Regions from separate parts of the Homo sapiens genome. Here region 2 is linked to region 1. The links are chromatin loops, found by intact Hi-C in ENCODE. Cell type or tissue: CD4-positive, alpha-beta T cell. All regions are shown on one strand. Each heading gives the region's core, and the rest is flanking DNA. Links, peaks and the distances in the headings are about the cores only. Region 1 holds the start of ATXN2 (ataxin 2). Region 2 holds the start of PTPN11 (protein tyrosine phosphatase non-receptor type 11).

Region 1 (10,418 bases), core at 1,719-9,718:
ATGGGGGTTTCACCATGTTGGCCAGACTAGTCTCAAACTCCTGACCCCAGGTGATCCACCCGCCTCAGCCTCCTAAAGTGCTGGGATTACAGGTATGAGCCACCGCGCCTGGCCTTGAGATCCTCCTTTAAGTCAAAATATATGGCTATTAAATAGCTACAATATGAGTTAACATCCCTTATGTAGAAGTATAAACCATTGCTAATTAGAGTAACACTGAAAATACAAGTTTACATTTAACCAAAAAAAGGAACACCATGACTGATCCCATGTTTTCACTGTTTCAGAATGTGGAATCTTTAAGCAACTACAGGCTTACATTTTTCTCTTAAAAAAAAAAAAAGAAAAAGAAAAAGAAAACCAAAGCAAGTTTTGGCCCAAACTTAAAAAGTTTATTTTCTCCACATACTTGAAACAAAAACTAAACTAATTAGGTAAAATACGTAAGCCCAAAAGAAAAACAAAACATGTCTCTTTGGTTAGTAATAGCCATCTACAATTTACCTCTAATGACCCTCAATGTCAATTAACTTTTTTGGTCTAACTTCAGAGATGGTTAGTATCAATGTGCACATAAAAGAATAACAAAGGATGATGCCATTTAAACCTTATAAATTACTAATGAAGCCACATGACTAATTAACCTAGATAAAAAGCAAACGGCTAAATACCCAACCTTCAAATCTTTGCTCAAATGTTAGCTCCTCAATTAAGTTCCCCCAATCCATTTAAAATTGTAACTCATTCCCCTCCCCACACTCCCTATACCTTTAATCTGCTTTCTTCTAATTCCATAGCTCTTATACACTATTATACATAGGCTGGTAATTTAATGTCTCATTGTCTGCCTAGTCACATTAGAATGTAAACTCCAAAAGGACAATATGTTTGCTTTATTCACTGATTCATCCCAAAAACCCCATGTACATAGATGCTTCAATAAAGCTGTATTCAACGTAGATATTTTAGGCCCTTCTACAAGATATTTAACTGCAAAAGATGAACAGTCTCACTGAAATTTAAATGGAAGCATGATGAACAACTACATTAAATCACAGCACATTTTTTTTTTTTTTGAGATAGAGTCTCACTCTGTCTCCCAGGCTGGAGTGCAGTGGCACAATCTCAGCTGACTGCAACCTCCGCCTCCTGGGCTCAAGTGATGCTCCTGCCTCAGCCTCCCAAGTAGCTGGGATTACAGGCGCCTGGCTAAACAGCACAATTTTTAAGTTGCAATGCCTCAAGAGAAAGAAGCAGTAAAAATACTAAGCTGAAAATCACTAAAAGAAAAATATTTTATTCAGACTGAATCCTGTATCCCAAGCAATTCTAATGTCATATTATTTAGGTTTAGGAATAGAGTAACAATTGTAAATCCATATTTTTATTTTTAATGGGGAAGGGAATGTAGAAGAAGAAGAGTCAACCAGCGAAAATTCCCAATAGTGCCATGAAATTACAAAAAAGTTACCAAAAATAACTTGGTCATAGGCTAGCAGCTAATAAAAAACACTTTCAGATGAAAAAGAAAGGTTAACAACAACAACAAAGCTTTAGAACAGTTCCTCAGGAATTTCATTCCTGCACTTTACTCAGTACTATCAGCACGACAGATAAACCAAGTACCCTCATTAATAATAATGGTTACAGGTTTCAAAACATCTTCACATATATTACCTTATTAAATCCTCAGAGGAACCAAATTAAACTCAAATATCAATAATCCAGTAACTAACAAAAGCACTTAATAATATATGCACTTGACAGTAAAAATGCAATTTTTCCTTTAAAAATTCCCCACAATATTTGACAAACTACAAAGAAACCATTCCATGGAAGAGCAACCTTCTTGACACTGGAAGTAATACAAGTCTTCTAAAGAATAATAGAGCACCGCTAGCAAGAGCCATAAAAATCCTGAAGCCCTCTGAACTAGTAAAACCACTCTTGGTAACTTTCTCTAAGGAAATAATTACACTGAAGCAAAAAGCTATTTAAAAATGTTCACTGCACCACTATCTATAACAAAAAAGTGGAAACCCAATTCCCAACAATAGAATGGTTAAGTAAAAACCTTACAGCCGGGCGCAGTGGCTCACGCCTGCAATCCCAGCACTTTGGGAGGCCGAGGCGGGCGCATCACCTGAGGTCGGTAGTACGAGACCAAACTGGCCAACATGGTGAAACCTTGTCTCTACCAAAAATACAAAAATTAGCCAAGCGTGGTGGAACATTCCTGTAGCCCCAGCTACTCAAGAGGCTGAGGTGGGAGAATCGCTTGAACCCAGGAGTCAGAGGCTGCAGTGAGCTGAGATCGTACCACTGCACTTCAGACTGGGCAAACACCGAGACTCTGTCTCAAAAAAAAAAAAAAAAATTTACATTTACAATACAACGTTCAGGGGAAAAAAGCTAACTACAAAATAACATACACAATCACCTCTACTACATAAAAATGAAAAGGTAAAAAGCAAAAATAAGAATTAGACTGATGGTTGGGGGCAGTGGCTCATTCCTGCCTGTAATCCTGGCACTTTGGGAGGCCGAGGCTGGCGAATCACTTGAGGTCAGGAGGAGTTCGAGACCAGCCTGGCCAACATGGTGAAACCCCATCTCTACTAAAAATACAAAAATTGGCCAGGGGCAGTAGCTCACGCCTGTAATCCCAGCACTTTGGGAGGCCAAGGCAGGCGGATCACTTGAGGTCAGGAGTTCGAGACCAGCCTGGCCAACATGGCAAAATCCCGTCCTCACTAAAAATACAAAAAAATTAGCCAGGTGTGGTAGCACGAACCTGTAATCCCAGCTACTGGGGAGGCTGAGGCTGGAGAATCACTTAAATGAACCCAGGAGACAGAGACTGCAGTAAGCTGAGATCAGGCCACTGCACTCCAGCCTGGGCGACAGAGTGAGATTCCATCCAAAACACACACACACACACACACACACACACACACACACACACAAAATTAGATTACAGTAAAATTATGTTCTAATATTGTGATTACATTATCTTTCCTAAAACAGCCACCTTCAAAAATATATATAACAAAGAACAAAATAAATCACTTCTGAAAGTCATGAAAAACTATTCACACACACACACACAAAGTCAAATTATGAAATGTTTCTTAAAGCAGATGTGAATTTCCAGACTTTCAAGCATATTTTGCTATCTCGAAACTTGTCAAACCGAATGCTGCATTTTTTTTCACCCTTGCTCTCAGAGACTTATTTTCACTGTTGATACGCACAAACCTAAGTGAGGAGATTCTAGAAGCTGAAACTTATTTACAAGGAATGCAGGAAAGTGATTCAAATTCAAAGTAATTCTACAAGTACATTAACGATCTGTTCAAGAATAAAACTTCACATTACACAAATCCAACACAGTAAACAAAATTTCACCTATTCATCAGAAAGAATAAGGGCTGCCATTTAGGTCTCAAGTAAAAGAACTTAAAGCAAGGAAAAATCTAAATTAACCTTAAATTGTTGTAAAGCCTCAAGGAACAGAAAAAAGACCTTGTGGTACTAAAACATTCCAAATATCTTTGATCACTCAAACTACTCAGGAGCAAATTCTCTTATAATCTAATTTTTAAGCCTAGTAGTCAATGCAACTTAATAACCTTAGTTTTAATGTTTATATATTTGAACATGTTGAATTATCTGCCAAATCTCTTCCTAATACCTAAGAAAGTAAAAACAGAATACATCCTTTTCTATAAAAGTTGTATTTTAAATTTTTTCATTTTTCGCTAGATGCCAACGAAAAAGGGAAACTGAAGTTACCCTACTTGGGGAAACGATCACTTCATCTGAACTAGTTTGGCTAAGTAGTGTTTGGGATGCTTCAGACTCAGAGAAGGGGAAGGGGGGGCGGGGCGTGTAAAGTCAAATAACCGACTGTTTCCGCCCCCTTTGAAGGCAGCAGAATTCCTTAAAAACCAGCTGATTCCTCTTGATGGGGAATTTCTGCTGTAAATAAAAATTCTTTGGAAATGGGTTGCTGAAAATGTGTTTTCAAAAAGAAAACTCGGGTGAATGAAAAATCCTCTTATTCCACCTTCCAAAGCCCAAGATGCCTATTTAAGGAGGACGCCGGTCACCCGCCGTCAAGCCGGCGGCCTAGGCCTAAAGAAGGCACAGTAGTGCCTACAACACGGATGGACTTGAGGCACAAGGGAAATGGACTTGCGTGCCCTTGGTAAGCTCTGGCGGCACTCCCGAAGTTAAGGACACCGGCCACAATGGAATGGAGTCTATTGACGTTTCCTTCTCCCTTTGAACACTAAGCATTTTCTTAGTTCGTGAAATACGAACTGACAACCGCCCGCCACCCCCAACAGGCCCTCCTGCACAAACACACCCTCGAGTCAAACCCAGTTAGCCGGGACAACACTGAGCCCCCAGCCCCTACTACAACCCCGGCTTAGGAGGGAAAAAGACGCTAGTAAACACCCGCCTTTCTGCCTTCAGGAACCCGACCACGTCCCCTGCTGCAATCTCTCTCTCCTAGCATTTCCGAAATTGGGGCGGGGGTTGGGATAAGTGCGCAGGGTGCCCGCCCCCTGCCACCAGCACCGCCACCCCGGATCTCCAGGGTCCAGCCTGGGTCCAGCCCTCACCCACCGATGTTCCACAGGCGCCTTCTCCACTGCGGCCTCGAACAGCAATGCGGATCGGCCACCACCCGCGCGCCGGAGAGGTCTGGCGGGGGAAGGAGGAAGGCCGGGACGGGGCCGGGCACTCCCCACCCCTTCCCTTCCCCAGGTGGGGGAGGGTGGAACGCTGCCGGAGGCCACATGGAGCCCCACGATTTCAGGGGAGTTCGGGAGCCCCCGCCGCCGCCTCGGACACGAACGCAGAGGGGTGCGGGGGCCAAGGCCCACTTGTCTCCACCCCGTCCTCCGATCTTTCCCAGGACTCGGAGGGGGCGGGGAGAGAGCCCCGACAGACCCTGATGATTCCGGAGGAGCCCGGTGCCTACCCCTTTAACCGGCACGGGGGACGCGGCCCTAACTTCTCCCCTCCAGAGATGTCCCCCATGGAGGGGGACATGTTCCGGAAAACGCCACCACAGCCTCCAGACCCCTCCAACGTTCACACCTAAACCGGGAGTGGAGGAGCTGCCCGAGCATCCCCACGCTGCGGGCGGAGGATCGTGCGGAAGGGGGAGCCGGGGCTGACCATCGCCGCTACCCGAGAACCCCTCCCAACACGCGTGGGGAGGGGAGGCCGCCCGCTCCCTCCATCTTGACCGCCGGGGGAGGGGGCGGGGATGCTGCGGGAGGCTGGACAGGCCTGACAATCCCAGAGGACCCCGGCTGCGCCCACCGGCCGAGCCTCGGGGCTCAGGCCCGAGCGAGTCTCCCCCGCGCTGCCGGCCCCCAGCCCACCCCGGGTAGCCCGGCGGGTCACGGGGCGGGGACGGCGGCGCGGGCCGCGGGGGAGGGGACGCCGGGCCCGGAGCGGAGGGGGCTGGGGTGCCGACACCCACCTGCCCAGGCCGGGCCTCCCGCCGCCGGAGGTCGCCGCGACCACCGAGGAGGGAGCCGTGGCCGAGGACGAGGAGACCGAGGACGAGGACGGCGAAGGCGCGGCGGCGGGCGACGCTAGAAGGCCGCTGCCGCCGGGCTTGCGGACATTGGCAGCCGCGGGCGGCGGCTGCTGCTGCTGCTGCTGCTGCTGCTGTTGCTGCTGCTGCTGCTGCTGCTGCTGCTGCTGCTGCTGCTGGGGCTTCAGCGACATGGTGAGGGGCCCATACACCGGCTCGCACGCCGGGCGGGGACAGCCGGGAGCCGGGCGCGCCAAGGAGACGCCGGAACGCGGCGGGGACGCGCGGGCGCCGAGCGGGGAGGCGCGGGTTGGCGCGGCCGGAGGGGCGCCCGGGCTGGCGAGGGGGAGAAGGAGGACGACGAAGGGGCGGGGAGGCCCGCCGAGACCAAGGAGCCGCCGGGAGCCGGGCCGAAACGCGCCGCCGCCGTTGCCGTTGCTACCAAAACAGTCTGAGGCGGAGGGAGGCGAGCTCTGCCGGGAGGGAGGGGGGCCGGGGCCGGGCGGGGGAGGGGCGGCGGAGGGATACGGTCCCGGGGCCGCGCCACCGCCGCCCCGCCCGCTCCGCCGCGCCGGCCGCTGGAGCGAGCGCCACCCGGGCCACCTGGCTGCGGCGAAGCGGCGAGACTCGGTGGCCACCGCGGGACTCCGAGGAGCTGCGGCCGCTGAGCGCATCGGAGGGCGGGCGCGCCGAGGCGCCGGGTGGGAGCGGAGGTGCGGATAGGGACTCTTTACCGGAAGTCGGAGGGGTCAGACGGAAGCAGAACGTGAGGTGGCCCCGGGGCCGGGAGGGACACGTGAGGAGCGGGCGGCGCGCTGGGTTGCTTTCTCGGGGGTCGGGTGAGGGCCAGGCGGCGGTCCCTACCCGGATCCGCCTTCCTCAAGGCGGGTCTGCCCTTCGGGGAGGGCGTGTCGGTCTCAGCCTCTGGGGCCTGCCTGGTGTGGAGGACAGGAGAGAAGCATTTCTTCTCCTACTGTATTCCTTCAGCATCTTCACTTCTGCGGGGACCTAGTTTGCCCCCACCTGATGCAACCCAGAAAATGGACTGACTGCGAGTGCCTTGGGGCGGAGAATGTGTCTTGCTACGTGTAAAGCACCTAGAACCCTGCCAGATTCAGGGGACACAGCATCCTGCCGTTTTCCTGCCGTCCCCCGCCCGCCACACAGTAGGCGCTCCAGTGGCTCGGGGCATCTACCAGGCAGGCCGCGCTGTCCTGCCCTGCCGGGGCTGGAGTGGAGCAACCCTCCGGGGCCACCCACATCTGGGTACCTTTTCCCCACTTTTTCCACCCCAGCCGCGCACAGTCACCAGAAAACTCTTTTAGGTATCTGACCTTCATTTGAACCTATGTTCCCTCACTTGAACTTCTTTTTCCTCATTCATGAGATTCTAAAGGAAATATATGGGATTGGGACTGGTAGAACTACGGATAATGGGATCTCCCTCGGTAGAGACAGAGCCGACCTCAAAACAATGTGCGAACTTTAGACCTTGGACCCTTTAGAAGTTTTAATTTAACTTACCCAGCCAGCACAGTAGACTCTTTTTAAAATGTGTTGCAGTTAAACTGGAAGCAAGTAGAAAGTAGGTAACTTTTTTTTTTTTTTTTGAGCAGTGAATCTATTGTTTTTTAAAGTGAAATGACTTCAGGAAATAATAGGGGAAGAAACACCAAAATTCCCCTCAATGTCCTAGAACTGTCCAGATAAAGGTAAAGACTTAGATAAACGTGGAGAATGATTGAACCAGCAGTTTTCAGTAGTCCAACTGAAATTAACCTCCTAGATAGTCCAGGCAAAAATGATCATTGTATTCTGCCAATGTAGGAAATCAGTTTTATTTCCCATCTAAGGTAAAAAGTAGATCAAGGGACCATTGCAAAACCCTTTAAAAATTAACCTAGCCTAGCCAACATGGTGAAACCCCGTCTCTACCAAAAATATAAAAATTAGCCGGGTGTGGTGGTGGGCGCCTGTAATCCCAGCTACTCGGGAGGCTGATACAGGAGAATTGCTTGAATCCGGGAGGTGGAGGTTGCAGTCAGCCGAGATCATGCACTCCAGCCTGGGCGACAGAGCGAGACTCCGTCTCAAAAAATAAATAAATAAATAAATAAATAAAGTAACCTAAAGGAAACTGGAACTAAAAAACCAGTTGAAACAAAAAAATACCTGTACCCGGCTGTGGTACAGGCCAGGGCTGCTGTGAGGGGAAGCTCCTGGAGAGGGTGACATGGGGCAGGGACCCAAATGAGCATGGGCATGAGGATCCTGGGGAGAAACGCTCCAGGTGGAGGGCACAGCGAGGGCAAAGGCTCTGAGGGGGGAGTCTGAGGAACAGCAAGGAGGCCTGCAATGGAGCAGGTCGTCAATGGTGTCCCGTTATATTCTTTCTTTAATAGAAATACAAACACTTGGCCTGGCGCGGTGGCTCACACCTGTAATCCCAGCACTCTGGGAGGCCGAGGCGGATGGATCACCTGAGGTCAGGAGTTCAAGACCAGCGTGGCCAACATGGTGAAACCCCATCGCTACTAAAAATACGAAAAAATTAGCTGGGCGTGGTGGTGGGCATCTGTGATCTCAGCTACGCAGGATGCTGAGGCAGGAGAATCGCTTGAACCCAGGAGGCGGAGGTTACAGTGACCAAAGAGGGCACCACTGCACTCCAGCCTGGGCAACAAGAGCGAAACTTTATCTAAAAAAAATAAAAATAAAAAAATACAATCACTTTTCTCTGATTGGAATCAAGGTCCCAGAATACAATCTTAAGAACAAGTTTTGGCCAGTGTGGTGGCTCACGCCTGTAATCCCAGCACTTTGGGAGGCAGTGGCCGGTGGATCACCTGAGGTCAGGAGTTCGAGACCAGCCTGGCCAATTTTTAGTAGAGCCCATCTCTACTAAAAATACAAAAATTAGCTGGGTGTGGTGATGCGCACCTGTAGTCCCAGCTACTTGGGAGGCTGAGGCAGGAGAATGGTGTGAACCTGGGAGGCGGTGCTTGCAGTGAGCGGAGATCACACCACTGCACTCCAGCCTGGGCGACAGAGCGAGACTCCGTCTCAAAAAAAAAATAGTAAGTTTCAGGTCGATGGAAGTTGAATAAGAAGGCCTAGGCTGGATACAGTGGCCTACACCTATAATCCCAGCACTTTGGAAGGCCAAGGCAGGCAGATCCTTTGAACCAAGGAGTAGGAGACCAGCCTGGGCAACATAGTGAGACCCTCCTCTCCATAAAAAATTTTTCAAAATTAAAAAAAAAGAAGGCCTGAAGCTGACATAGCTGAGAAAGTTTGTTTTAACTCACTACCATTGAATAAAAACTTAATAGTTTTATCAAGATATAATTTACATACTATGAAATTCACCTATTTTGTGTACAATTTAATGATTCTCAGTAAATTTACACAGTAAATTTGCACAACCATTGCCACTAATTTCAGAACATTTCCATTACCCCAAAAAGATCCTTCACGATGGTGGGCAGTTTGGTTCCCATCCTTAGCCCCAGGCAACCACTCATCTACATTTTCTCTCTATGGATTTGTCCAGATTTTTCACATAAGTAGAATCTTACAGCATGCAGCCTTTTGTGTCTGCCTTCTTTCATTTGTCATAATGTTTTTGAGGTTTATCTAAGGTTGTGGCATGTAGCAGTATTTCATTCCTTATTATTGCTATGTCATATTCCATGTATGGACATACCACATTTTGTGTCTACTTTCCAATTGTGGATGTTTAGATTGTGTCAACTTTTTGAGTATTATGAAAATGCTGCTGGGGCTGAGATTGGTGGCTCACTCCTGTAATCCCAACACTTTAGGATACCGAGATGGGAGGATCACTTGAATACCCCGGAGTTTGAAACCAGCCTGGGCAACATAGAGAGACCCTGTCTCTATGAAAAACTTTAAAAATAAAAAATTAGCTGGTTGGCTGGGCGTGGTGGCTCATGCCTATAATCCCAGCACTTTGGGAGGCCGAGGTGGGTGGATCACCTGAGATCAGGAGTTCGAGACCAGCCTGGCCTACATGGTGAAATCCCGTCTCTACTAAAAATACAAAAAATTAGCCAGGCGTGGTGGCGGGCACCTGTAATCTCAGCTACTTGGGAGGCTGAGGCAGGAGAATTGCTTGAACCCAGGAGGCGGAGGTTACAGTGAGCCGAGATTGCACCATTGCACTGAAGCCTGGGTGACACAGCAATACTCTGTCTCCAAAAAAAAAAAAAAAAAAAAATTAGCTGGTCATGGTGACACGCACCTATAGTCCCAGCTACTAGGGAGGCTGAAGCAGAAGGACCGCTTGAGCCCAGGAGATCGAGGTTGCTGTGAGCTACGAATGCGCCACTGCACTCTAGCCTGGGCAACAGACCAAGACCCTGTCTCGTTCAGTTAATAGAGTTGCTAAAACACACACACACACACACAAAGAAGAAGAAAGAAAAATAATAATGCTGCTATGAACATTTGTGAACATATATCTTCATGTGGATATATGTTTTCATTTATCTTGGGTTGGTTCCTACAAACGAAATTGTTGGGTGATGTGGTAAGTTTATTTAGTTATTTTTATTTTATTTATTTATTTATGGAAACTACCTTTTCTCTGGACTTCAGAAGGCTTAAGCTTTATATGAAAATATCAGAGTAGGCTGGGCACGGTGGCTCATGCCTGTAATCCCAGCACTTTGGGAGACTGAGGTGGGCTGATCACCTGAGGTCAAGAGATCGAGACCATCCTTGCCAACATGGTGAAACCCTGTCTCTATTAAAAATACAAAAATTAGCCAGGCATGGTGGCTCACACCTGTAATCCCAGCACTTTGGGAGGCCAAGGCGGGCAGATCACGAGGTC
Region 2 (10,418 bases), core at 1,329-9,328, 820 kb after region 1:
TATTAAAAAAAAAAAAAAAGGAAGACAATGACTTTGTCTTAAAAGGAGATCATAATCTAAAGAAAGACACAGAACAACAATGACAGAACCCACAATGATGTTGAAATGTGTTAGGTGCTGATAGAAGCATGAAGAGGCAGCCCCAGGAGCATAGGAAAGGAGTCTCTCTTTTATTCTCAAAAAGTGAAAGAATGTTTTCTGGAGGAGCTGCTTAAGTTGGAGTTTAACCTTGCATGACTGTTTTCCAGGTGGAGAAGGGTTTGAAGAGTATTCCAGGCAGTAGGAACTAAATTTTGGAAGACAGGGATGCAAGAAACAGCTAGAAGCCTTTAGAAACTGCTAGATTATGTGAGGGTGTTGGCACAGGCCATATCTAGAACGGACTGATGTGCTAAGGGAAGGAGTTCAACTTAATGCTAGAGGGTTTGAACCTCCTTCATACAACAGGGGAGGGGAGTGACGTGATTAGATTTGTATTTTTAAAAGATTATTCATTCTAGCTGCAGAGTGTGCAGAATATAGGAAACACTAGGAAGGTAGTAGTTCCTGCACTCAAAGAGCTAATAGTTTACTTTGGAAAAGAGACAAATGATAGCCAGCTTTTATCAAGTGCTGACTTTGCCAGACACTGTTCTGAGTATTTCACAAACCTATCCTATGGTAGGATTTTGATTCCTACTTTGCAGAGAAGGAAACAGACACAGAGGAGTCAAATGACTTGCTTATAGACACCCAGGCAGCTAGATCAAGAACTTAATTGGCAGCCAGGCGCCGTGGCTCACGCCTGTAATTCCAGCACTTTGGGAGGCCGAGTCGGGTGGATCACGAGGTCAGGAGATCAAGACCATCCTGGCTAATGCGGTGAAACCCTGTCTCTACTAAAAAAATACAAAAAATTAGCCGGGCGTGGTGGCAGGTACCTGTAGTCCCAGCTACTTGGGAGGCTGAGGCAAGAGAATGGCGTGAACCCAGGAGGCGGTGCTTGCAGTGAGTCGAGATCACGCCACTGCACTCCAGCCTGGGAGACAGAGTGAGACTGTCTAAAAAAAAAAACAAAACAAAAAAAACCCACAAAACTTAATTGGATGCTTCCTATATGATACGGCTCTTAGATTTATAGTGTAGCATGTTAGGTTCTAAGGATAGGTGTCTTGGTGACCATCTGACCTGCACTAGAGAATCGGGTGAGGCTTGTATTCCAGAGGAAGTGGCTCCTAGCCTGAGATCAGAGGCATAGAGTTGATGTGGAGGACAGTCAGGAAGAACCCTCTGGGGAAAGAAAGCAGATTGTTAAAAGGCTCTACGCTGGGAAAGAATATGGCATATTGAGGGGAGCTGAAAGTCATTCAGCATGGCTGGGTCATAGAGAATGAAGCGAGTAGTGGGGAGACGGGGTGGTGAAGTGATTGGGGACCAGAGTTAAAAAAACTCTGGTGCATTGGCTCACGCCTGTAAATCCAAGGCCTTGGGAGGTCAAAGTGGGAGGACTGCTTGAGGCCAGGAGTTCAAGGCCAGCCTGGGCAACATAGCAAGACCTTGGGTCTAAAAAAATTTTTTTAAACTTTTTTTTGGGCCGGGCATGGTGGCTCACGCCTGTAATCCCAGCACTTTGGGAGGCTGAGGTGGGTGGATCACTTGAGGTCAGGAGTTGGAGACCAGCCTGGCCAACATGGCGAAACCCTGTCTCTACTAAAGATACAAAAAAAATTAGCTGGGCATGGTTGTGCGTGCCTGTAATCCCAGCTACTTGGGAGGCTCAGGCAGGAGAATTGCTTGAATCTGGGAGGTGGAGTTTGCAGTGAGCCGGGATTGCGCCACTGCACTCCAGCCTGGGTAACAGAATGAGACTCCAACTCAAACAAAACAAAAAACTTTTTTTTTTTTGTAGGGACAGGGGTCTTACTCTGTTGCCCAGGCTGTTCTTGAACTCTTTGGGCTCAAGAAATCCTCCCACCTAGGAGTCCCAAAACACTGGGATTACAGAGGTGAGCCACCACATCCAGGGGGATAAACCTTTTTTTTTTTTTTTTGGACTTCATTCTAAAATCAAGGAGAAGCCATTGGTGAATTCAATGTAGGGAGTGACTAGTTTTGCAGTTTTTTTTTTTTTTTTTTTTGAGATGGAGTCTCGCTCCGACGCCCAGGTGGGAGTGCAGTGGCGCAATCTTGGCTCACTGCAAGCACCACTTCCTGGGTTCAAGCAATTCTCTTGCCTCAGCCTCCTGAGTAGCTGGGACTACAGGTGCCTGCCACTGCACCCAGCTAAATTTTGTATTTTTTTTTTTTTTTTTTTTTTTTGAGACAGAGTCTCGCTCTGTTGCCCAGGCTGGAGTGCAGTGGTGTGATCTTGGCTCACTGCAAGCTCCACCTCCTGGGTTCACGCCATTCTCCTGCCTCAGCCTCCCGAGCAGCTGGGACTACAGGTGCCCACCACCACGCCCAGCTAATCTTTTGTATTTTTAGTAGAGATGGGGTTTCACTGTGTTAGCCAGGATGGTCTCGATCTCCTGACCTCGTGATCCGCCCGCCTCAGCCTCCCAAAGTGCTGGGATTACAGGCGTGAGCCACCGCGCCCAGCCCTAAATTTTGTATTTTTAGTAGAGATTGTGTTTGACCATGTTGGCCAGGCTGGTCTCAAACTCCTGACCTCAGGTGATCCACCCACCTTGGCCTCCCAAAGTGCTGGGATTACAGGTGTAAGCCACCGCACTTGGCCACAGTTAATTGTATTTTTAGTAGAGACGAGGGTTCACCATGTTGGCCAGACTGGCCTCAAACTCCTGACCTCAGGTGATCCACCTGCCTTGGCCTCCCAAAGTGCTGGGATTACAGGCATGAGCTACCGCGCCCCGAGTGACCCGCCTAGTTTTGTAGTTTAGATTACTCTGGCTACTATGTGGAGATTGGATTAGGAAGTTTAGGCCTGCAGGCCTGAGATCAGTTAAAATGTAGCTTGTCATCTAGCTGGCCAGGATTTAGGGAGAGGGACAACTGCTTGTTAAATGGCTCTTATGTGAATTAAATTGGCATATATTAAAGGTGATCTTTGTAAGGAGCACATGATGCTGAAGCAGTTAGCACACAGTATGAGACTCACTTGTATATGAATGAAATGGGCAAGCATTAAAAAAATGAGGATTTTGGAGCTATACAGATATGGGTTAAACTTATGGCTCTGCCATTCACTAGATCTGTAGCCTTTATTTATTTATTTTTGAGAAAGAGTCTCACCCTGTCACCCAGGCTGGAGCGCAGTGGTGCAGTCTGGGCTCACTGCAACCTCTGCCTGTCCGGTTCAAGCAATTCTCCCACCTCAGCCTCCGGAGTAGCTGGGACTACAGGTGTGCGCCACCAAGCCCGACTAATCTTTGTATTTTTAGTTGAGACGGGGTCTCACCATGTTGGCCAGGCTGGTCTTGAACTCCTGACCTCAAGTGATCTGCTCTCCTTGGCCTCCCAAAGTGCTGGGATTACAGGCGTGAGCCACCACGCTCAGCTAGATCTGTAGCCTTCAATGAGTCATATGCGCATCAATCAAGTAAAAGCTCTACTCTTCTCAATCTGGTCTGAGCTACCATTATTCCCAGACCAGAATACTATAGTATTCCGTATTTTGACTGGCTTCTCTGTTTCTGGCCTTGCTCTCTTGCTCGAGCTTCACAGAGTGTCCAAAGTAATACTTCCGTACCACCCGGCCCGGCTTTTTTTTTTTTTTTTTTTTTTTTTTTTAAGAGACATGGTCGCACCATGTTGCCCAGGCTGGTCTTGAACTCCTAGGCTCAAGCAATCCTCCTGCCTCAGCCTCCCAAAGTTCTGGGATGAAGGCGTGAGCCACCATACCTGGCCTGAGTGCAGTGGCGCGATCTCGGCTTTCAGCAGCCTCGACCTTCCAGGCTCAAGCAATCCTCTCACCTCAGCCTCCCGAGTAGCTGGGACTACAGGCGCGCGCCACCACGCCCGGCTAATTTTTGTATTTTTTGTAGAGATGGGATTTCACTATTTTGCCCGGGCTGGTTCCCAACTCCTGGACTCAAGCGATTCGCCCGCCTCAGCCTCCCAAAGGGAAGTGCTGGGATTTCAGGCGTGTGCCACCGCTCCCACCCCAAAGTAGTATTTATTGTAATTATTATTATTATTTTGAGACGGAGTCTCGCTCTATTGCCAGGCTGGAGTGCAGTGGCGCGATCTCGGCTCAATGCAACCTCTGCCTCCCGGGTTCAAGCGATTCTCCTGCTTCAGACTCCCAAGCAGCTGGGACTACAGGCGCCCCCCACCACGCCAGGCTAATTCTTGAATTTTTAGTGGAGACGGGGTTTCACCATGTTGGCCAGGATGGTCTCGATCTCTTGACCTCGTGATCCGCCCACCTCGGCCTCCCAAAGTGCTGGGATTACAGGCGTGAGCCACCGCGCCCAGCCTATTATTATTTTTTTAGGCAGTGTCTTGCCCTGTCGCTCAGGGTGTAGTGCAGTGGCGTGATCACGACTCACTGCAGCCCCGACTTCTCGGGCTTAAGTTATCTTCCCGCCGCAGCCTCCACGCCCGGTTAGTTTTTTGCATTTTTTGTAGAGATGAGGTCTTGCTTTTTTGCCCAGGCTGGCCTCGAACTCCTTGGCTTAAGCGAACCTCTTGCCGCAGCCTCCCAAAGTGTTGGGATTACGGGCGTGAACCACCGCGCCCAGCCTACTATCTTTATCTTACAGAAAGAAAAGAATGGAGGAAACCGAGGCTCGGAGACAGTAGGTAATTTCCCCAAGGTTCCACAGCTAATGAGTGGAGCGGCGATTTGTGGAACGAAATGAATGAAATCGATGTGGCAGCGGGCCCGGACGGGTCGGTGGCGTAGACGCGGAGCGCGCAGCTCACACCTGGCGGCCGCGGTTTCCAGGAGGAAGCAAGGATGCTTTGGACACTGTGCGTGGCGCCTCCGCGGAGCCCCCGCGCTGCCATTCCCGGCCGTCGCTCGGTCCTCCGCTGACGGGAAGCAGGAAGTGGCGGCGGGCGTCGCGAGCGGTGACATCACGGGGGCGACGGCGGCGAAGGGCGGGGGCGGAGGAGGAGCGAGCCGGGCCGGGGGGCAGCTGCACAGTCTCCGGGATCCCCAGGCCTGGAGGGGGGTCTGTGCGCGGCCGGCTGGCTCTGCCCCGCGTCCGGTCCCGAGCGGGCCTCCCTCGGGCCAGCCCGATGTGACCGAGCCCAGCGGAGCCTGAGCAAGGAGCGGGTCCGTCGCGGAGCCGGAGGGCGGGAGGAACATGACATCGCGGAGGTGAGGAGCCCCGAGGGGCCCGGCGCGGGCCTCGGCCCGGCCACCGCCGCGTTCGGTTAGCCCCGTCCGGAAGGGGGCGCCCCGGCCGGGCTTCGGGCTCCCGCCCCGGGTCGGGGTTGGGGGCCGGTTCCCTCCTCGTCCCCTCGCCCTCCAGGGGCCGGGGGCCGGCCCCACCGCGCCCCCACCCCTCGGGTCCCCATTCATTTCCTGCCTCCCCGAGTTCCGGCTGCGGCAGCCCCGGGGATGCCCGTCAGGCCCGGGGCAGGTAGAGCCGCCGAGGGAACCACGGGTGCCAGCGGCCAGGCTCAGCGCCGCATTCCTGACCCATTGCCTCATGAGAATTGCCTCATGGTGATTCCGAAATAACCCTGCTCACTTGGGGAGGCTCCTTGGGACACGAGAGGGGAGTTGCGCGGGGCCGGGCCCCCAGTGGTCTAGTCGTTCTGGCTCACTGTGCCACTTTCGTGCATTTGGGGACTTCACGCAGGACCCCTGACCCTTTTATATGCCTCTTTGTGTCTTCTTTTCCTCCTACCCCTCACGTGCCAGAAATGGAAAAACTGACTGTATCTGCAGCCACTAGAAGTATTTCCTTCCTCTGCGATCTTCGCTTTGGGAGATGGAAAGGAAGGGAGCCGCATCTCGTTATTTAATCCTTCACTGCAACCTTAACAGTCAGGTCACTTTACTGGTACCCGTTTTATGGATGAGGAAACCGAGGCCCAGAAGCAACATGCTAGTAAATGACAAGATTTGAAACTTAGGAGGATTAGTGAGTTAATGAGATCCTTTGAAAGGTCAGGGTAATACTACTACTAATAGCTAACATTTGCTTAGTTCTGACCACAGCCCTATCAGATGGCTACTATTATCCCCATTGTAAAGATGAGTAAACCGAGTTTCAGAGGTTAAGTAAATTGCCTAACCTCACAGCTAGTAGGTGGTGGAGACAGAATCCCTACTTTTAATCACTATGTTGCTTCTATTATTTTGTAACTATTGCTAACCATTTGTAAGCCTTAATTTTGTTGTCAAACAGTAGTGTGACCTGTTGTTTTCAGATAGTGATCCTGCTATTTTGTATAGTCACTCTATATACCACTCACACTTAAGACCCATTGTCTATTCTTTTCCATGATTGTTCAATTATGGTCACTGTCTCAGACATTTAAAAAACGATTCAAGCTATTGAGGCTATTTGAATGAGATTTTCTTTTCTTTTTTTCTTTTTTTTTTTGGAGACGGAGGCTCACTCTGTTGCCCAGGCTGGAGTGCAGTGGCGCAATCTCGGCTCACCACAATCTCCGCCTCCTAGGTTCAAGCGATTCTCCTGCCTCAGCCTCCCAAGTAACTAGGACTACAGGCGCACCACTATGCCCGGCTAATTTTTGTATTTTTAGTAGAGACAGGGTTTCACTATGTTGGCCAGGCTGGTCTCAAACTCCTGACCTCGTGATCCGCCCGCCTTGGCCTCCCAAAGTGCTGGAATTACAGGCGTGAGCCACCGTACCCAGCCTGAATGAGATTTTTCAAAATATTAGGAATGTCTCCTCCAAACACACCTGGCATGTTATTCATACATGGATCTGGAATTTAAAAAGGGGAGAAAAAGAAAACTGAGAACTCGTAGGAAGTGAGTGACTTGGACAGGTCGGTTGGCAAGTGCTTACAGATCTGGGTAATATATAACTGCATTTCAACAGAACAGTGTATAGCCTCAAATGTTCTAATTCTTTAGGGAGCTTTTAAATAAACAGTTGTCTATTCTTTAATCTGTCAAATAGTCATTGAGCCTTTTGTTCCTGGTGTCTGCTCTTCCAGACAAGTAAGGATCTGCTGCTTTAGGAGACATCAGACGGGGCTGGGGGTTGGGAAAAGGTCTGGGTAGTAATAGACCCTACATTGTCCAGTTTGTTCATTTAGAAGCATAGAAGTGTGGGCATAGTCAAAGTAGCAAGTGGTAAAGATGACAGTTTGAAATGGAGTAATTCCTTCTCCCCTCCAGCCCTGGTATTATGCACCACCCAAAAAGCCGGGTTATGAACATAATACACATAATTTTGAATGATTCATTATTTTTTGGATTATAAGCCTGTTTTATTTGTTAACCAGCCTTAATGAGGTATAAATGACATGCAATTAATTGCATATATTTAAATGTACAATTTGATCAGTTTTGACATACATATACACTTGGGAAACCACCACCATAGTCAAGATAATGAACACATCTATCACCCCTGGTAATTTTGCCTTATGTTCTTTATAATCCTTCCTTTGTTCTTAGGCAGCCACTATTCTGCTTTCTGTCACTATGTATTAGTTTGCATTTCCTAGAATTTTATTTTTAAAAATTTTAAAATTGTTTGAATAGAGATGGGGTCTCACTGTGTTGCCCAGGGCAGTCTCAAACTCCTGGGTTCAAGTGATCCTCTCACCTTGGCCTCCTGAAGTGTTGGGATTATAGGCATGAGACACCCTGCCCAGCCCTAGAATTTTATTATTATTGTTATTATTGTGTTTTTTTGAGATAGGGTCTCACTTTGTTGCCCAGGCTGGAGTGCAGTGGTGCAATCACTGCAGCCTTGTTTTCCTAGGCTCAATCCATCCCCCCTCCTCAGCTTTCCGGTTACTGGGGCTACAGGTGTGCACCACCACACCCGGCTAATTTTTGTATTTTTTTATAGAGACAGGGTTTTGCCATGTTGGCCAGGCTGGTCTCAAACTCCCGGGCTCAAGCGATCTTCCTGCCTCGGCCTCCCAAAGTGCTGGGATTACAGGCATGAGCTATTGCGTCCCGCCTTCAAATTACTTTAACCTAGTATTAATTCATTCAACAGGAAGTTAATGAGCCAGGCAGGATAAAGCAGTAAGATAGGAAAATATTGCTATTTTCATGGCTGAGAGAGAGCAGACAAACACATGACTAAATAGGGCAATTTCAGGTAGTAATAAATTCTAGGAGGGAAAAAATCCCACAGAAATGTGAGGATGGGAGAATGCAGTTAGTTTTGATAGGTGGTTTAGAGAAGGTGATCGTGTGAGCTGACACCTGAATGACAATTAGTAGTCTGAATTTTGTTTTGCTTAATTATCAAAATAACTCCTCTTGGGTTCGGCTTTTATATGCATCCAGTAATTAAAATGTAAGTATATTCAATGTACTGATATCTCTCAGCATCATAGGTAGGAAAACTAAGGCATTCAGCAATTAAGTGACTCCTCCCTTGATCATGTAGCAGTGATAGTACTGGATTTAGATTTTGAGGTTGCTTCTCTGCCCTTTTCTGCCTTTGTGAAACCAACAAAGCTGCCTGTATTTTCCAACTCTTCCTTCAGCATGTGGTACCTCCTTTACATCTGTTTTTGTTGCTCTGAAATCCATACGCGACGATGAGCTGAGAGGGGCAGAAAATTGAGCTTGTTCTGAGACTGGAGGCTTTTGGTTTATCTCTTGCAGGTCAAGTACATTTTGTCCTGGGCTCTCCCTGGTGGCCACGTTTGTTTATCTCCTGCGGGAGTAAATAAACTTGCCTTGCTGAAAAATAACAGTTCTGTGTCTTTGCAGTGGAAACTGGGATGTCTTTATTAACGTTAGGTCCTGATGTAAGGCCAAGTTTTTGGTTAGAGTTGCTCAAGTGCAGAGGCCACTGCTAAGATGACTTACCCCTCGTGTCCATGGTCAATGTGGAGACTGTTATGAGTGGCACATGATGCTGGAAAAGCAGAGCCAACTCATGTTTGTAATTGTCCTAGCAGGCCGTGGTGTACTTTGTTAGGCAGCCACAGAACAATAGAGAAACTCAGCTTATTCCCCTTCCCTCTGGGAAACACAGACAGTACTTGCCATCCAACGCCAATGTTTTTAAGGAAGAAAGAGGCAAAAAGTGATGTTGGCAAGGTCTCTGGGAGTTGTGGACCCCAACCAAGGATTGGAGACCCTGAAATGGATTCAGATGCCCTAAAATGCAGCCCAGTTCATTACTATGAATTTTGGAGGACTTTGTGCCTTGAGCAAATGTGTATATGTGACGCTCTTTGACAACACTGAAATAGGAAAAATACTATCCATGTTCGCGAGGAGCACTGAATTTAGAGAGGGAGACAGACTTTTATGCCAGCATCAAATGAATTTGATAAAGCTAGTACCAAAATGAAATTTGAAATTTTTTTTTTTTGAAATAGAGTCTTACTCAGTCACCCAGGCTGGAGTGCAGTGATACAATATTGGCTCACTGCAACCTCCACCTCTTGGGTTCAAACAATTCTTGTGCCTCAGTCTCCTGAGTAGCTGGGATTACAGGTGCGTGCCACCATGTCTGGCTAATTTTTATATTTTTAGTAGGGATGGGGTTTCACCATGTTGGCCAGGCCGGTCTTGAACTCCTGGCCTCAAGTGATCTGCCCACCTTGGCCTTCCAAAGTGCTGGGATTATAGGCATGAGCTACCACACAAGCCTGAAATTTGAAATGTATTGGTATAGAATATACTGTTTAGAATGTATGTGTATATATGTATATTTGTATACTCATATAAACACAAATACACATTGTATGTGTTTCTGTAATATGTATATCTGTCTACACATACATGTATATACACACATACAATGTCTTTTTTTTTTTTTTTTTTTTTTGAGACAGGGTCTTACCCTGTTGCCCAGGCTGGAGACTGCAGTGGCATAATCTTGGCTCACTGCAGCCTCGACCTCCTGGGCTCAAGTGATCCTCCCATCTCAGCCTCCTGAGTAGCTGGGACTGACTACAGGCACGTGGCATCAAACTTGTCCAATTTTTCTATTTTTTTGTAGAGTTAGGGTCTTGCTCTGTTGCCCAGGCTGGTCTCAAATTCCTGGGCTCAAGCTGTCTGCCTGCCTCGGCCTTCCAAAGTACTAGGATTACAGATGTGAACCACTGTACCTGGCCTTTACAATGTCTATTTTAAAGATAATGGTTCAAGTTTTTATCATCCCACTGGCCTACTCTAATGAAACATCTATCCATTCATTGAAGAATTATTTATGGTGGGATAACTCTGTGCCAGGTACCGTGCTAGGCATTGAGTATTCCAGGTTTTAGGAAACAGCACATGCAAAAGTGCTGAAGTGGGAGAAGATCTCGGAGTGATTGAAGGCTAGGAGAGAGCAAGTGT

Evidence for each region. A loop is a pair of places that touch in the nucleus more often than their neighbours do. Peaks named below come from ENCODE experiments on the same cell type or tissue, not always from the same donor. Only the 100,000 strongest peaks of a DNase experiment are listed, where the experiment ranks them.
Region 2: it touches region 1 in a loop (14-fold over the local background); 2 of 110 quality-filtered maps call a loop at or near these places.

Annotation. Positions count from the first base shown.
Region 1 is chr12:111,593,281-111,603,698 of GRCh38, forward strand. ATXN2 (ataxin 2) reads right to left here and starts at 6,035. Exons shown (of 25, transcript NM_001372574.1): 1 at 5,504-6,035. The coding sequence starts at 5,754. It overlaps ATXN2-AS (ATXN2 antisense RNA), which reads left to right and starts at 6,218. Exons shown (of 2, transcript NR_146497.1): 1 at 6,218-6,273; 2 at 6,548-6,975. RefSeq lists silencers at 4,680-4,809, 5,400-5,449, 5,540-5,709, 5,770-6,079 and an enhancer at 6,540-6,769. In CD4-positive, alpha-beta T cell, for the core only: no CTCF peak of the experiment used is centred there; DNase peaks (open chromatin) are centred at 4,691, 4,941, 6,051, 6,361 and 1 weaker place; H3K4me3 peaks cover 3,321 bases; H3K27ac peaks cover 741 bases.
Region 2 is chr12:112,413,860-112,424,277 of GRCh38, forward strand. It overlaps PTPN11 (protein tyrosine phosphatase non-receptor type 11), which reads left to right and starts at 5,088. Exons shown (of 16, transcript NM_002834.5): 1 at 5,088-5,266. The coding sequence starts at 5,253. It also overlaps a transcript of RPL6 not described here. RefSeq lists enhancers at 3,645-4,293, 4,294-4,941, 4,716-4,975, 4,942-5,589 and silencers at 4,963-5,314, 5,026-5,595. In CD4-positive, alpha-beta T cell, for the core only: CTCF peaks have their summits at 5,344 (motif pointing right) and 5,548; a DNase peak (open chromatin) is centred at 5,012; H3K4me3 peaks cover 1,968 bases; H3K27ac peaks cover 1,519 bases.